Linked DNA regions of Homo sapiens: region 2 is linked to region 1. Evidence: chromatin loops called from intact Hi-C (ENCODE). Cell type or tissue: dorsolateral prefrontal cortex. All regions are shown on one strand. Links, peaks and the distances in the headings refer to the core of each region. The heading gives the core; the rest is flanking DNA.

Region 1 (10,356 bases), core at 1-8,000:
GACCACTTTATATTTGTCAAGCAAGTCTGTAAGGCCAGCCCAGATTCCAGGGGAGGCAAATTAGACCCCACATCCTAATGAGAGAATGAGACAGTCCTACTACAGGTACAGCATGTGGGATGGGAGCTACTGTTGTGGCCATCTTTGGGAAACATGATTTCTCTCACCAGGTATTCCTTCTAGAACATTCCTTGGGCTACTCACATGCCCAAAATAGGTGGCAGATCTTTGGTGCTTGATCCTAAGTCTCTCCTATGTTAGATGTGACTAATTACTTTGGAAATACCAGTCCCCAGAGTCTTCTGGCATTGTCATGAAGCTTTGTCAACAGAATCAGACCAACCCTCAAAGCTTTAGATTCAAACTCTGTGTTTTCGTCTCAGTTCTAACGCTGAGTTGCTGTGTGAACTTGGTAAGTTGCTTCATCTCTCTGACCCTCAATTTCCTGCTCTGTAAAGGTGACTATTAAACATAGCAGTCCTGCTGAACTCCTGGGATTATGGTGAAAACAAAATGAAATTTTGCAAGTGAAGGAGATTTGTTAACTGTAAAGACCAGGGCACACATAGCAGATTATGGTGATGCCGGCTCCATTGAGGAAGGCACTTTCTATACATTACTCTCCCCAAATCCCTGTAAGGCAGGCAGGCAGCCTTGTAAGTGAGGAAATTAGCTCAAATTCCATTTCTTATTTAAGCCACTTGCTATAAAATTTGAGTCCAGATCTTCTGCAGGCCCCAATCCCTGAGTGGGCTTTTTTTCTTTTTCTCCTTTCCTTTTTTTTTTTTTTTTTTTTTTTTTTTTGGGACAGTCTCGCTCTGTCACCCATGCTGGAGTGCAGTAGCATGATCTTGGTTCACTGAAACCTCCACCTCCCAGGTTCAAGCGATACTTGTGCCTTAGCCTCCCAAGTAGCTGGGATTACAGTCATGCGCCACCATACCTGGCTAATTTTTTTTAGTAGAGACAGGGTTCTGCCATATTGGCCAGACTGGTCTTGAACTCCTGGCCTCGAGTGATCTGCCCACCTCGGTCTCCCAGAGTGCTGGGATGACAGGTGTAAGCCACCGCACCCGGCCCCTGAGTGGGCTTTTTAAGAGTTGCTTTTTCATTGTTAAAGAAACTAGAAGGACCTGGGTGTGGGTAAATCCCCACAGATTCTAGCTTAGAGTGGGTGCTTCATCCATAAGTGTTGGTTGAATGAAAGAATGATGGATGAATGAATGCATGATTAACGACCAACCTGGCATTTTGCTCAGGACACCTTCCGGACCTTTGAAAACTCAATTGAACCTCTCGTTATTCTTGTATTACTTGATTTCTTTCAGTTTAAAAACACGTAGTTCAGGTAGGGTAAATTCAGGTTTCTTTCAGATGTTGACTGCCCGGAAAAGTAGCAGACCTTACTTCTCTGATCCCGCAGCACCTGGCCACACTTTTATTTACTTATTTTAGAGAGAGTCTTGCTCTGTGGCCCAGGCTGGAGTGCAGTGGCACCGTCATGGCTCACTGCAGCCTTGACCTCCCAGACTCAAGCGATCCTCTCACCTCAGCCTCTGGAGTAGCTGGGACTATAGGCACGCACCACGACACCTGGCGAATTAGTTTTTTTTATTTTTTGTAGAGATGGAGTCTTGCTATGTTGCCTAGGCTGGTCTTGAACTCCTGGGCTCAAATGATCCTCCTGCCCCGGCCTCCTAAAGTGCTTGTATTACAGACCAGAGCCACGCTTCTATTAGGGTCCCCACCTCGCCCCCTCCCTGTCTTCATTCCTCCAGGGAACAGGCTGAGTCCCTACCTGAGCCAGGCACTGTGCTTGCCCTGAGAATGTGGAGTGGCAACCATTTATTGACTGTGCCATCCTGTTTCCGTATCTGTGACTCCACCAGGCAGACCTCACTGCTTACCCCACAAGGAGCCCTGGCGCCTTGAACTGTGCCTGGACCACAGGGCAGTGACCAGTGAGCGTTTATTAAATGAATAAACAAATGCACAAATGTTCCCAGTGAATGATTTTGGAAAACGCCCAAGTGTTGTTTCAGTTCAGTGAAAAGCGAACATTTGGCTTCAGCTGAGGTTCACTCCACCGTGGGTTGCTGGGTCATTTCAGTTCAGGGCTCTGTTGAGGAATGTGGGGTTTTGCCTGGGTTGGGTTGAGAGCAGCAATGGGTGCCTTTATCAGGGGCAGAGGGGCGCCCGGAAGCCTTTCTTTTGAAAGTCCCCGTGACCCCTAGCGCTGAGACAAATGCACCGTGTCGCTGCCCAGCGGCCGGCAATTCCCGCGCGCGCCCCCCAGCCCCCGTCCTCCCAGGCGCGACCTTGATGGAGCGACCCTTGGCCGCGGCGCCGGGACTCAGACAATGCACAATGCGCCGAGCCTGGGCCGCAGCTCCTCAGCGCGGCCACAAGCGCTCTATTGAGCCGGCTGGCGGCGGGCGCTGGAGGCGGCGAGTGGTGCGAGGAGAGGTGCTCTGAGGCCTCTTTGTTCAGGGGCTCACGTGGGGGCAGTTGCTCCGCCGCCCACACAAGTATGCAAAGCCTCCCTGACCCTGGCGGTGGAAAAAGCCTGCCGGCCACCCCCAACCAGAACCAGAATCGGGGTCTTATTCCATACCAGCAGCCCTGCCCGCCCATGCCTTGAAATCTCTATTTTCCGGTGGGGAAATTGAGGCCAGAGAGGCCAATGAGCTTGTGTGGACCTGGCCAACCTGAGAAGGCCTAGAAAGCCCCAAATTCACAAGAATGCATTAATAGGGGATGAAAGCCATAGTGAAAGAGATCATGGAAGAGGCCTCCTGTTGGTTTGGGCAAGCAAGGACGCGGTGTTTTTGATGGGCCCTCTACAGGGGGCGGGCCAGGTAATGGAAAGAATATGGGCCTTGGATCCCGGAAGTCCAGGCTCAAATCCTGGCTCTACTTGCGGTGTCTATGCAATCTTGGGCAGGCGTCTGACCGCTCTGTGCTTTTGTATAAAATATTACCTAGCTCACAAGATAATACACGCCCAGCCCTGGATCCCAGGGGACAGGCAGCCCTCTGGAACCACAGGATCTGACACTGTCGGGGACAGTGGAAGGGGCCCAAACTTCCCACCTGGAAAGACCTGAGACGCTTATGCTTTGATGTTTATGGACTGTGTGGCCTCTGAAGCTGCCTTTCTTATTTGTAAAGTGGGACTAATAATACCCCAGTCAGAGGGCTCCGGTGGAGTTTTAATGAGGTCACACAGTGAAAGCATCTGGCACATAGTAGGTGCTCAGTAAACAGCAGCTGTAGTGATTGCTGTGTCATCCCTGAGGATGCAGGATGTCACCCAGGCTCTGCCAGGTAGGCCAGCCTGGGGTGGCTTGCAGACAGGTAGGATCCTTGAGTCTCTTCAGGGCTGGAGACGGCCTTCCACTCCTGGGGGAGGACCTTGGGGAGGGGCACACCAGGAGCAGAAGGTGTTTGAGGTCGGCCAGTGTGGAGGCAACAGTGCCCCCTACTGGACAGTCTGCAGAGTCCGAGGGTCTCCGGCACCTTGGCCCGGTTGAGCTGCCGGGACCTGGCTGATCCTTCTGGAGGAGGAGCCTCTCAGAAATCTCCGGAGCTGGCCCCTCTCCCAGGTGAATCCTATTGTGTTGGCCGGAGGCACTACCCTCCCCACATCCTGCCAAGGACTGCCTTTCTTAGTTCAGCCGAGTTCATTCTTCTGTTTCTCTAACATCTTTCCATCTCTGGCGTCTTTCCTTTGGGAAACAAAAGTAGAGAGAGCTCCACCCAAATTAGCTGAGTTATTATCTGAAACTTGCCAACGGACTTTCTGACCCCAGGAGAGTAGATGGCGGCTCTGTGTCGCAAACAGAGCCACAGCCTCGACAGTCACCTGCCCTCCTGGAGGCACTGGGGCACTCGGAAGGGGGCGATGCATGTAAAAGTGCTTCTCACCTGAGAAGTCCTTCCGTCTCAGAAACGGGAAGGGTTCGTCTTTCTCCAGATTGCCAGCAACTTTCTTTCGGATTATATTCAATAAGTGTGCCATGGAGCAGATGTGAGCCTGGGTATCCGGCAGGCAGAGAAACCTGGAGAGAGACAAACGCCACACAGATAGAATTTCCATCACAATTGATGAACCTCTCTAGTCCTCTGGCGTTTCTGCAGAAGGCGAGGGCAGTAACGGGGCTGCTCATTGGCTTGCTCTGATCTGGGGATGGCCAGTTGAGACGAGTCTTGAATCTTTCCATGCTGTTTAATGAAACAAGCGAATGTGGCCCTTGCTCTGGGAGCTGGACTTTATCACCCAAGCAGGGTTAAGATTACTTCGATGGGCTTTTCTGACCTGAGGGGTGACCTGTGTGTGATCTCTGGTTTTCCAGGTGCAAGGGGCTGGTCCATGAGACGTCCACTTTTGGCTGCAGTTAGGTAGCAGTTTGCTAAGTTAGAAGGATAGAGAAATAGAAGAAAAGATACAGGGGTCTGAGAAGACCTCATGTCAAGCCTGTAGCATCTCCCACTGGGGCCCCGTTCGTGACAGCTGACTACCTGCCTTGCTAATTGCTCTTAGCACCCTTTGGCCAGCCTATCTGTGCACATATGCAGAGAAGGACTATGTGACTGAGCCGTGGGCAGTGCAGAGGGCTAAGAGACAGGCTGTGTGGGTTGAAGCCTGCTTTGCCCCTCTTCACCAACATCCACTAGGTCTACCTCTTCCCTGTCTTCTTGGTGACAGTTTGGATTCTAGTGACAATTAGCTGATGCCCTCAAGGAATTCACATCACAGCTCTGAGTTTGGGAAGGTAGGACTAGCTGAGCTCCAAGTCCCTCCAATCCTGGAACTGACTCTTTCCTCCTCTCTCCTCCCCAGAAAAGGGAGTGTGGGCTCCCCAGCCAGAGAGAGGACCCAGCTAGTCACTTGCCTGCCCTTTGACCTTTCTAGTCTCCCGTCCTCATCCAACCTTCCCTGTTGGATTCTGTGAGTGAAAGGAGACAATGTTTTGAGGTCCCAGCACCCCGGGGGGATGCTTAATCAGTGGCCATTCCCTTCCTCCCTCCTTCCCTCCTCCTATCCTCTCCCTCCCTCTTCTACCCTCTGGTCCATTATCTTGGCTTTCAGTTGGCCTCAAGTGACATAAACAATAAATGCCCCCTTTTTTTCCAACTGCTTTATTAGTCTTTAGTCAGGAGGTAAGAATAATAACTATAACTTACAAATTTATCTATAAAGGTAAGTCTTTCTCTAAGAAGGTAAAATAAACAAACAAACTAAATCCCACTAATAGTAGACTTTTCCCCAGGGACTAAAAACCACATTTGTTTTTTTCCATCAAAAGCAGTGCTTTCAAGTGGGGTGGGAGAGGGAGGGTTGTCCCCCATAAGACATTTTTGGTTGTCACTCCTGGAAGGAGATGAACATCACCCAGGGGGCAGAGGCTGGGGACGCTGTCAGACGTCCTGCAGTGCCCAGGACAGCCCCAGCACAGTGAAGGATTTTCTGGCCCCAAACACCAACGCTGCTGAGATTGACAAACCCTGGTCTCAACAATAGACACAGAGGCGTGAACATGCCGCTGCCAAACCACGTGTGTGTGGGGGGGTCCAGACAGACTCATTTCTAGAACAATCTGTGGGAGAAAAGTTGATAGCTGCTGAGCCTGGGAAATGGAAGTTCCGAGCAAGCAAAGCCCCCACATCCCTCCCTGAGCATTTCCGGACCCGTGGAGCAGCAGAAACAGCTCTGCTCAGTGGTCGAGGCCAGCCTGAGACAGTGCCTCTCAGCCCTCTTGCCGCTGGCAAGCCACTCAACAGTTCAGAGCCCAAAAAGTAGGACCAGGTCTATCAGTGTTTCCCTGACTAGAGAGATTTTAGAAGCCCAGAGTTGATTTTGATGATGCAGGGACTGTACCTTTAGGTAACACAGACCACATATGAAATGATTCTTCCCTTTTCAGTTTGCTTTCAAGCCTCTGTTAAGAAGAGAGTCTCTGGTGCTACTTTGTCTTGAACGCTTCTTTGACTTTTGTTTATCTCCCTTTTCATCAACAGCAGGCAGGCTCCAGGTTCACAGGCAATAGTGTGTTTATCTGGAATTTAATCAAGTGGACTTACTTCCATCGTATTCTTTGTTATGGCCACAGTTGCACTGCTGGCTTCCCATTTATGGTGGTGAAGTCAAGTTTCCTTTGACAATGAATTTAAGTAAGCAACCAAGTAGACTTGAGGACACATATTTAGTAAACTGCGTTATGGGTGGTATATGGAAGTGGCAAATTCATGAAGTGGGTTCGAGAATGCCTGGGGTGTGGGGGGAGGAGGGGGAGGCGTCACACTTGGTCATCCAACTCGAGTCTCAGTTTCCTCATATAGAAAGAATGACAATCTCTTCCCTGCCTGAGTAAATGGGTTTGAGCAAAATCAAGCAGCACGGGGCAGGTGAAAGCATTGGTCCCTTGTCCCCCTGACACCTGCAAGGTGCTGCTGTCCTTGTGATGACCTTCTCTGCAGGCCCTTGCTCTCTCTCTCTCTCTCTCTCTGGGTGGCCCAGCACTCTCAGCAGTTAGGGCTGTACTTGTGAGTGGCAAGGAAAGGGGCTAGCGTCATTCAACCCTCACTGCATGCCTCCATGCATGTTAGCTCATTTCATGCTCAGAGTACACCTGTGAAGAAAGTCTTATGCAGCCACACTTTTTAATGAGGAGCCTGGGGTTCGGGGAGAGGCAGTCCCAGGTCGAAGATCTACGTAACTGTTAAATAATAAAGTCCAGATTCAAGCCCAGCTCTGTCTGCCTTCAAAACCTGCACTTTTTCCACTAGATCACCCATAAAGGCAAGCTGCCCTTGACCCTGACCATCTGTAATCACTAAGCAAAAACACAGCAGAGGGTCAAGGCAAAGGTCACCAGCCAGGGGCCACAGGTCAGGTTGCCAGGCACTCCCTCTTTATCTCCGTACACTCACCTGTGGTGGAGTAGACACAGTGCAGGCTCAGTCCTGCAGACTCCTTTGATACTTCCTGGTAAGTTCAGCGCCATGTTGCCTGAGGCTCTTCACATGTTTTGGAGGAAATCTTGGCTTTGGAGCCCTGGGTTCAAACCCCAGCTTGGCCACTTGCTGGCTGAAGAGCTGCGTTAAATCTAGTTTACTCATCTGCGAAATAGGCATAATAATAGTAACATCCCTCTATGGGTGATGGGAGATTTACCAAAGACTATACGTAGTTGACATAACAATCATCAGCCCTCGATAAATAATGGCGTTTTGCTATAAATAAAATACAAGTGTCCATGTCTAATTCACAATTCACATAAAAGCCAGACCCGGGTCAGCTTACTTAAACAACAGTGTGGAAAGTTGTTGGCTGGAATTTTCTTCAGGGTAACTGAAGCTGAAATAAAGCAATGTGATTTGGGTTAACACCGTTTTATTGGTACTATTGCCTAAGAAATGAAAAGTGTGTGTTTGGTTATTTTGTTTGTTTTTTGACCCTACAAATTTCTAGAATTCCATTACACATGATGCAATTTGATTTCCAACATCTGCAAATCAGCATTCAGCTTTACTTCCTATTTCAGCCAGTGTGGGAGAGATTTTTTTGATTTCTTCTGAGCAAGAATCATCATAACTATTTTCCCCTCCCTTTTCTGCTGACAGGATGGTCAAAGAATAAGCTGTGTGTATTTTTCCCTACAAGTCACTCTGCTCCTTGATGCCTCAGTTTCTCTGTCTAGTGAAAAGGGCATGATGATTCGTCTGATTCCTATAGATTTCATGAGACTGAATGAGTGATCACTCTACTGAAGGCTGTCTTTTCATAAGAGGCATTGCATTCTGAATTTCATTCATTCAGCTGTTCATTCATATACTCATTCCACACACTTTCAAAAGCCTTGTCTGTGCCAGGCACTGTGTCATGTGCTGAAGCTCCAGAGATGCGTACAAAGTTGTTCCCACCTTTGTGTAGAGTAAGTCAGGAGGGCCAGACACAAAGGAACATACAATTGTACCAGTGTGAAAAAATACTGGGGAAGAGAGCTAATTCTGGAGATTAGCCCACTCACTGATCAGGGAGAAGACATCTGAGACAGACCTTCAAATTCAAGTGTGATGTGGGAATAAGGAGAGAATTGGGAGGGGGCCAGGTGCAGTGGCTCATGCCTGTAGTCCCAGCACTTTTGGAGGCTGAGGCAGGAGGATCACTTGAGCCTAGGAGTTCAAGACCAGCCTGGGCAACACAGAGAGACCCTGTATTTAAAAAAAAATATATATATATACATATATATATATATATACACATATATATATATATATATATATGTATATATATATACACAAAAATTAGCCAGATGTGGTGGCACGCAACTGTAGTCCCAGCTATTCCGGATGCTGAGGTGGGAGGATTGACTGAGCCTGGGAGGGTGAGGGGTGAGGAAGGAGGAGAAGAAGAAGAAGAGGAGGAGGAGGAGGAAGATTGGGAGATGAGGGAGGGCTGAAAGTTGAGTTTAGGTAAGAGTTTTTCAAACTGCAGATGGGAATCTTCCTGAGATCTATAGTAAGATCATACTGAAATGGCAACTATTTTAACTGAAATGGACTGGACTGGAATGGAATAGATTGGAATGTGTCTAGAGTTAAAGGGAAAAATAATTGTCTTATGATTGTTTTAAAGGTGTGTGTGTGTCTGTGTGTGTATGCTGGTTCTTGATATAAAATGTTCTTACTCTTATAGAGTAAAATTAAAAAGAAATTTTTAAAGGAAATTCTATGATCCAGATAAGAATCCAGAGGATCTCCATCAGTGGTGTGTAGTTAAATTTTTTAACAGTTGGCTAAGAAAAAAAAAGTAGGCATTCATATGTGTACATGTTTATTGTGCATTTTACTGATATGAAGGATTGTAGCACACAACTTACAAATAAGAAAATATATAATATTCTTTATTGCAAATTCCACAGAGCCAGTTGATTCTCATAGAATGCTTTTGAGAACTTTTGCTAAATTCTTATCTGTAGCTGACTTATGGTTGCATCTCAGTCATGATTTGAGAAGATTAAACTACAAGTAAATGTTTGAATACTGTCCAAGTCAGCAAAGAAGTGACTCACATCATTGATGAATGAGTATAGTTTCAACATGTATGTTGGTTGGTATTTTCATTTACTCTAATGAGTGAGAGAAGACTAAAACAACAAAGATTTACGTCAGAACTTCACTCACTCATCAGGCTGGACATGGTGCTCACACCTGTAATCCCAGCACTTTGGGAGGCCAAGGTGGGCGGAACACCTGAGGTTAGGATTTCAAGACCAGCCTGGTCAACATGGAAAAGCCCGTCTCCACTAAAAATACAAAAATTAGCTGTGAGGTGGGCACCTGTAATCCCAGCTACTCAGGAGGCTGAGGCAGGAAAATCACTTGAACCCGGGAGGTAGAGGTTGTGGTGAGCTGAGATCAAGCCACTGCACTCCAGGACAGAGTGAGACTCTGTCTCAAAAAAAAAAAAGAACTTCACTTATTCATCAATATTATGTCACTTCTTTACTAAGTTGGATAATAGTTTTCAAATTCTAAGAGTATTTTCTTAATTTTTTTAGTGCTTTTCACAATATAATGGCTACAGGTATAACATACTTTAAATATAATCTCTTGAGGAAAAATTGTGGAAGATTTTGAGGTGGATAAAAGATTACTGGATATTCTTTTAGTAAATCTCTGGGGCCTCCAGGGATTATCTCATGCTATAGAGGTATGTGCCTTTGTCTGTCTTTTTATTTTACAACCTTGCAGAGATGTTAACTTATAAAAAATTGATAGTGGGCAAATCTTTTATGTCCATGGCTAAGCAAATGATACCTGTCCAAGGTTATGCAAATGAATTTTACCAGGTAGAAAATGTAAATCTGTGCAAGGCAAATCCTCGTTTAACCCAGTTGTAACTTCTTACTGGTCCCTCATTAATTAATGGGTTAGGTAAAATAATTGACTTGTATTCATATTATACCTGCTTGAGAGTCATAATTTTAACCTTTTGTGAAAACTCTCCTCTCACAATCTTGATCATTAACACTTTCTTCATCACCTTCTTAAGTCTAGACAATCAATAAAACAATAAATCCAAGTCTCATGTGTAGCACTTGCCTATTTCCATGGTGTATATACTTCCACAGCAACAAATTTCAAGCTACTAATGTGTGCGATATTATCGAACATGGAGTTGGAAAGAGCTGCACAGTAGCATGCCATTATATAATATTACCAACCCGAGGCAGGTGGATGACTTGAGCCCGGGAGTTCGAGACAGGCCTAGGCAACATGCCGAAACCCTGTCTCTGCAAAAAATACAAAAATTAGCCGTGTGTGGTGGTGCACGCTTATAGTCCCAGC
Region 2 (8,000 bases), core at 1-8,000, 250 kb before region 1:
AAAGGTACAAAAATGCTGGTAAAAGAGACAGTTATATTTAATAGAGAATCAGAAAATAAAGAATGTATCTATTAATTAAACAGGATGCCAGGCAGTACTATGCTTTTCTTTTTTTGTAGAGACAAGGTCTCACTATGTTGACCAGGCTGGTCTCGGATTCCTGGCCTCAAGTGATCCTCCTGCCTCAGCCTCCTAAAATGCTGGGATCACAGGTGTGAACCACCACACCCAGCCAATACTATGCTTTTAGAAACACTTATCATTAACGACTTTATCACATGAAACTAGTCTCACGTGAAAATTTGGTATGAGGAAAACATGCATTTTGGGAAAATGGGTAACATTCATGATTTTTTAAAAACATGATTCTGAATCTTGAAAATGCTAAGCTGGGTGCAAAATTTTATAAAGTAAAAACTTGGTAAAACTGCATAAGCAAAACCAAAGAAACACATATTTAGGCTAACATACAGGCACAGCAGTCCCCGCTTATCTGCAGCCTCCATGGTTTCAGTAACCTGAGGTCAGTCACGGTCCAATAACAGGTGTGTACAGTACAGTATTTTGAGAGAGACCACATTCACATAACTTTTATTACAGTATATGGTTACAATTGTTCTATTTTGTTATTACTGTGCCTAATTTATATCTTAAACTATCATAAATATGTACAAACGTATTTTAAAAAGCATAATATATGCTGTAAGTCCTCACTTAATGTCTTCGGCAGGTTCTTAGAAACTGGCTAAGGGAAACAACCAATTGGTAGAAAGAAACCAATTTTCCCACAGGCTAATTGACATAAATCAGTTAAATTCCTCCAGCACATTTCTGATCACAAAAACATCACCAAATTTCTAAATTAAAAAAAAACACTTTTAATATTAAGCATTAAAATAAATGTGAGCTATAGATACACTTAAGAAAGATGAATAAAAACAAGGAAGATGATTATTCACCCACTTATTCCAGTTCAGGGCCAAGGGTGCCAGAGTCTATCCTGGCAGCTCAGGGCCCCATGCAGGAACCCATCCCGGACAGGACACCACTCTGTGGCAGGGCACACGCACATGCATCCCCATGCTCACTCACAGTGGGGCAGTGCAGACACGCCAGTTCACCTGATGTGCACAGTTTTGGGATGTAGTAGGAAACCGGAGTAAGCAGACATGAGGAGAATGTGCCAACCCCACATAGAGACAGTGGCCCTGGCTGGGAACGATTTTTTTTTTCCTTGTCAACGTTCTAATGAAACAACGTTGAGCTGCTGGAGGATCGGTACTATCTGCAGTTTCCACTGTGGGTCTTGGAACATACCCTCCAAGGGTAAGCGGGACTACTACACACAGCAAAATTCTGCTTTTGCTTGGGGTTCTTATGAGGTAAAAATATTAACAAATATTTTAAAAATAAATACTTCAGCCAAGTTTGTCTATTACTAGAAGTTAGATTTAGAGATGCTTTCATGTGTGAACTCTGCTAGGATGCCCACAGATTGAGCTGGAAACACTCCATGGAAATAACTTATTTCGATTCCCAATGGCCCACACTGGGAATCTGACATAACTCCTGACAGATATTTGTGCTTCTACCTTCCAGTGTACCTGTCATCTTGAGAGGGCATCTTTTCACTTGCTTATTTTATCACACAAATCCTCTTCTGTCTTAGCCCCAAATCATAAGTAAAACAAGAATCACACCACTAAACTGAATGAAACAAAGAATGTCTATTTAAATGAAATAATCTCATTCTGGATAGAATATGACAGATGGGTCCAAGAATCCTTTTGAGAAGAAAAACAAAAGCAACCTCTGAAGTGGAAGAGCACACATTCTACATTAGGAAGGAAAGAGGCTGATCTGAGAGAAGCTGTGAATCGGAGAAAGGAGCTGAGATCCAGAGTGGGCCAAACTGTAAGGGTGTGGGAAGCCAGCCAAGCAGAGGAACTGAGATTTGATGTAGCGGAAAACAAAGTCAGAAATGCTAGGTTTTTACTCTGTTCTAACCAATACTAACTGCTTTTGGGTAGCACTGCCTTCGTTTCGTGGAACCTGGTCTTCCTGGAACACTGGTCTCTTCTTCATCATGCAAATCAAGCTCCTCTTCATATTTAACAGTCTCTTTCCCAACTGGCATCAAATGGTCATCCAGTTCGCCTAACAAATTTAAAGAGAGAATTAACACAATCCAGATTTTGCCTGATTAATTAGTAAAGAATTTAGAACAGAACTATGTTAGAAGGACCTGGAAAAGTAATGGAAACTAAAGCACCTTTGCCTTTTACAATTTAAAAGTAATCAGATTCACACTTCAGGCAAAGTCTATTTTGGCATCCATATATTCCAATATGAGCTGGACTGCAAATTCTGTTCTAAGGTTCAGAAACAAAAACATCTAAACATGACATCACCACATATCAATGCTAAATAAAATGGCCATAGAAAATGGGTCCACTTATACAGGAGCAGGATTGAGAAAAAAAAAAAAAAGAAACTGAGTTCATTTTTTAAAAAAGGATTAATTTCTATACTAGTATAGACTAATTTGAGAGACTGACATATTAAAACACAAGTGTTCATGGTGCATGATTCAACAATTACGAAAAGACCTTTATGTACTTAAAAGGAGTCATTAAAGAGAGCAAATAAATGACAGTTGTTTGCAGTCAAGCTATGGAAAACAAAGAGCTCCCACAACAATGTAGGATCTTCAAGTTACTAACACTTATGTTTATATTCACCAAAGCACATTAAGATCAGCAAGTGAATAGCTCTACAAAATCCTTACAGATCTATAAAGTCCTCTATATGCTTTTTTTTTACAATGGTTGCAATTTATTTTCATTCGTATATGCTTTTCAAACATCCTTACCAATTTTGTGCAGTTTCTCACAGCAAATGAGAGCTACAACTCTTTCAGCCAATCGTACACAGCTCATTGGTGGACCCTGAAAATAACAAAAACCTTTCCATTATATATGCACATCGCTGTATTACCTCTAGCACATGAAACACCTATGAAACCACTGCCCCAACATTTTTAAAGTTCAATTTACCAAAACAAAATTCTTTATTTTGAAAAATTCCAGCAAGTTTTTAAAAATTCTAATCTCCATATTTGAAATATTCATCTTTAAAAGTCCTGCCTAGTAAAAACTAAGTCATAATTAAGATTTTACAATTTTGATGAATTTAAATTTCAGTAAGATTTTAAAGTATCTTATTTTTACTAATCAATAAATATGTAACAAAAAGAAAGATTTATCAAAACATAGCTATAACATTAACAGTATTGAGCAGCTTTTTATGTGCAATAGAAATTAGTCACCTTGGAACACTTGGAAATCAGTACTGAGACCAAGAACAGTATTTACAAAAAGCAGATTTTTGAGTCACCAACAAAATAACTAGGACAACGCAACGATCTATAATAAGTTTTATATTACTCTAAGTGTCTAAGCCACAGTTGAATGATTCTGTCAAAAATGTGCATGTTAGTAACACCTTAGAAGAAACTTCAGAGATCACCTAGTCCAGTTCTAAGTATCTGTAAATTAGACAGTCTATTACAAATATGAACATGTAGATGACTACAAAAGCAATCTATAAATCTACTTTTGAAAGTAAATTTGGTTTTTATTTTTATTTTTGGTCTGTCAACACAAGGCTCCTGCTCATGAAAGTAGATTTTAAAATCAAATTTACCTATAACTTGCAAGTCTTAGAAAAGCTGAAAAAATCCACTAATGACACATTTTAAAAGATAACAATCATTTCTTCTTCTAAACTTACAACAATGGAGGCTCGAAGAGGTGAGTTAATTGGCAGATAAAGAGTTGAATAAAATGTACCATCAGGCAACTCTCGGGTTCTGCATTTAGGAGCTAGATGAGTAAACGGATCACTTGGTAATCTAGCACAGTATCTGTGAAGAAAAAGAAATTCTGAGGCTGAATCTACAACTGAGAAAATATTGATATTTATAACCTCGAGTTTGATTTGTCATGTGCCTCTTCCCCTCTACTGAATTTGTATTTATATGTGGCATTTAAACTTTACTGCTTCAAACTTCGAATAAGACAGAATAGTGTTGTCTAACAGAACTTCTGCAAAGATGTTCTATATCTTCGATGCCCAACAGGGCAGTGGCTGGTGAGCACTTGAAATGTGAGAAGTACAACTACGAAACTCCATTTTTTATTTTATTTTAAATTGAATTTTGAATTTAAATAGTAACATGTGTCGAGTGTTACCATAATAGAGCACAAAGTATTGTTCAGAATCCAGTAAGAAAACATACTGCCAATGTTTTTTCCTTAATCATCTTACATTTCCCACCAACTACCAGCACACATATAAGGAAGGCATCAGCAGAGGGCGGGACAGCCCAGTGCTGACACAAAAAGGACAGTAGAACTAGCAACTCACTGAGCAACAGCACCAGGGAAGGTTGGAACAGGGCAGAAAGCTAGCCCAGAAAGGGATGCTGGGACAGGACCCACATCAGGAGGGTGCTGGAATGGGCAGCAGCCCTGTGAGGTTGCGACCTGTGCAGCAAGGGCACCTGACCACAGTTGCAGCCCTACAGAGCAGGGAGACTGGCTACATACAGGAAGACTGAACACTAATTATTTTGAGGACAATGGGAGCCAAATTTCTGATTATTAGAGAAAGGAGGTACAAAGACAGAAAGGAGGAAATCTAGAATGAAACCTCTAGTGTCACACTGAAAATAGAGATATCAACAGATAGACACTGAAACAAATACAGATGTAAACATGAACAAACAAACATTCTAGCTCTGTCCACTAAAACGCCTGGCAGCAGCAACACACCGGTAGCAATGAATAAACCTAGTATCCAGTTCTTGGTTTCTAACTACAACTTTTTCTCCACTAAATTCGAGGAAATTGCCAACATCAAGGCTGGGGCAGTCTAGAATGTCTTGCGCCATAAAACAAGGAAGTATTCAAGGAATAATAGTGAGATGTTAAAAAGACAAAGAAACCAGCTTTAAGGGGTTCCCACTGGCCAAATATGAAACAATTTTAACATCAAAACAAACAGTAAATGATAATGATAGATTATAACCCATTAAATAAAACAGGAGTCCATAAGTTCACACTGACATTAAAAAATGATAATATAAGAATGAATAAACGGAGAGAAGAAATGGATGGTAGAATGCCAACTAATAAATACAGAAATAATGGAGTTAGAAAATCATTTAGTAGCCATCATAGTAATAATCAATTTGGGCCAGAAATATCAAAGAATGCTTACACTAATGAGTCAAACTGGGAAAAGGAACAAATTTTATACCGTCTCAAAGTATCTCCCCATGAAATATCTACTAATTATAAAAGGGGTGAAAGGGAACTTTACAGTAGAGAAAACTGGCAGACTTCACTCAAGTGATCTAAGTTACCACCGGTAAGGGCACAAATCAACATGGTGTGCGACTTGGTAAGCTAGGATGAGGAGAGGACACCATCGTCTCAGTGATGTGCTGCCCAAAAATTTGTAACCTGGGTCTCATCATAAGAAAATAGCAGACAAACCCAGACTGACAGTAAGACTACAAAATGACAGCCTATCTATCTTCCAAAGTTTCAAGGTCATTAAAGTCAAGGAGAGACTAAAGAATGGTTCCAGATTGAAGGAGACTAGGAAGATGTGACAACAGGAGTTGAGGACAACTCCTGACTCTAAGGTAGATACTTTGGCTACAAAGAACATTCTCATGAAACTGAATGAGTCTCTCTTGGTGTCTGGGTGAAAGGCATATGCGGAATTCTAGTATTCTTACAACACTTTAAAGTTTGAAATTGTTTCAAAATAAAAGGTTACAAAGAAAATCTTATACTTGCTCTTTTGTCTCTGAATAGAAATTATCCTGGTATATAATCCAGGAATGCATTTGCTGTTCTTAGCTCTTAGAAATTTTATTATCAGCTCTGGACAAAGTAAATTACAATGTACCCAAAAACATAAATTAGTTTATCACAATCTTACTTTATTGCTAGGGGAAAATTCAACATTACCCAATGGTTATGGCACAAAACAAAAAATTTCAGGATTTAGAAAAAAATTGGTGAGAATTATAAAATTAAATTAAACCTAATTTAAAATGCCTTCATTATGTTAGCCTTGCCAAGGAATACTGAACTTTTATTGCTGCACGATACTGTTTTTGCCTTTTGATTTAAAAAAAAATGAAAAAAGAAGTAACTTTTCTTTATCGAAAATATGGCAAGTCTAAGTAAAGACTGGTAACCGCAAAATGTCAACAATACAAAATGTACAGGTTTAGACTTAAACTGTGCAACATTCCCAGGTTTTCCACACAAATGATATGATGCCATACCTATTGATGTGTCCAATGGCCGTGTTGATTGTGACTCGTGGACCACCATCGTCAGGCCTCAACACATATGGTGGGAAAACGTCATCATCATCCATGACAGGATCAATGTCAGTCTCACCAGTATCAACCGACTTGGAACACTTGTTTCTCAAGATCTGAACATTTAAAAAACAGAACTTATGATGAAAACACATCCTCTCTGCTGTATGCTGTCTGCCTCTGTACCTACAGAAAAAACTCTCCTGAAAATATCTCTCTCTCTCCTAAACATACTTCAGTACTCCAAAGTAACCTGCTGCAGACACCTTCTTCCAATGAATCCCTCCCAGTTCCAATCGTATGGAGACCCTTACCATATGGTACAAAGTCTATACTGTACCGTGCCTACACAGACACACACACACACACACACACACACACACACGACTGTTAGTCTTTCTGAATGTAACTACCATGTCATCATTTTCCAATCACTCAATAACTTAAGCAGTCAACAGTTACTGTCCATATTTGCAATGCAATTTCCCAGACGTTCATCCCAAATAACATATGTGATGATCATTTTCACTGTTATCTTATTGTGCCCTTTCAAACACTTTGTATAACACTGCCGGGTCTTTGTGATCATTCTCAACTTCCTTACAATGTACACAGAGTACACCTCTTTTGAGATTATTGCCTGTAGATAAAACTCATTATCTGTTCCTATGGATACAAAGAATAACAAAGAAGCCACATTAATTTTTTTTCCCAATCTGCCGGCACATGTTAATATGTTGATCTTACCTTTTCAATAGCTTTGTAGGTTTTAAGGTCTTCTTCAAAACTTTTTATTTTGTCTGTATCCGCTAACATTATATAATTAGAGATGGGTGCCCTTGCTCTTCCTTTAGATTGAACATAGGATCGATATTCTGTGGGCAAATCAAAACGAACCACCAAGTTGCATTTTGGTATATCAACACCCTCTTCTACAATACTTGTTGCAATAAGCAGGTTGGTCTCATGTGCTCGAAATTTCCTAAGTACCTGAAAAAAAAAATCCACCAAGAAAAGCACTTCTAAGAAAATTTCTAAAATGAACAAAAAAAATTAGTAAAAGTAAATGACAACTGTCATTTCTGACACACATGCTCTTGGGCATTCTAAATCCTTAAGGCCAGGCTAAAGAAGATGACAGTATCACAGAAAACTCAGCATGCATGGAAACATGGACAAAGAAACTGATTTAATGAGACTCTCCAATTCAGGATAAATTAAATGGTAACATAAGCTAGTGTTCAGACAGTTATATCTATCAGACTGGCTCCTGGACTCTCCAAATTTGGAAATTATCAAAAAGCTACAATGTAGAAAAGGCCTTCAACAGGAATTATTCTGCTAATTTTAAGTTAAATAATAAACTTTAAATAGGTTTTTGTGTACAAGCCAGACCATGGTATTAGTTTTTAGCATCTTTACAATGCTGTTTCCTGTATTAAGACCTTACAAGGCACAAAAATATTTAAGCTAAAATCTATAAAATATAGTGCTGTTTTTTTTTTTAAGAATTGAAACAAAATAGGCCTTTAAATGAAAAAAAGAAAACACTTTCTAGGAAAAGATTTCAGTTTGTTAATTCATAGTCATATGG

What was found. Peaks named below come from ENCODE experiments on the same cell type or tissue, not always from the same donor. Only the 100,000 strongest peaks of a DNase experiment are listed, where the experiment ranks them.
Region 2: it touches region 1 in a loop (2.3-fold over the local background); 4 of 110 quality-filtered maps call a loop at or near these places.

Annotation. Positions count from the first base shown.
Region 1 is chr14:95,358,146-95,368,501 of GRCh38, forward strand. The region is part of intron 2 of LOC107984710 (a long non-coding RNA gene); the gene reads left to right. It overlaps LOC105370638 (a long non-coding RNA gene), which reads right to left and starts at 4,135. Exons shown (of 2, transcript XR_944172.1): 1 at 3,928-4,135; 2 at 3,201-3,728. RefSeq lists enhancers at 1,844-2,464, 2,465-3,084. In dorsolateral prefrontal cortex, for the core only: CTCF peaks have their summits at 2,435 and 3,503 (motif pointing left); DNase peaks (open chromatin) are centred at 2,416, 3,516 and 5,586; H3K4me3 peaks cover 709 bases; H3K27ac peaks cover 4,546 bases; H3K27me3 peaks cover 3,633 bases.
Region 2 is chr14:95,109,300-95,117,299 of GRCh38, forward strand. DICER1 (dicer 1, ribonuclease III) reads right to left here. Exons shown (of 27, transcript NM_177438.3): 10 at 7,154-7,396; 11 at 6,368-6,522; 12 at 3,793-3,925; 13 at 2,873-2,948; 14 at 2,018-2,157. Among named protein-coding and RNA genes, the nearest start is that of MIR3173, 25 kb to the right of the region's middle. In dorsolateral prefrontal cortex, for the core only: a CTCF peak has its summit at 4,403 (motif pointing right); DNase peaks (open chromatin) are centred at 1,100 and 4,412; H3K27ac peaks cover 4,411 bases.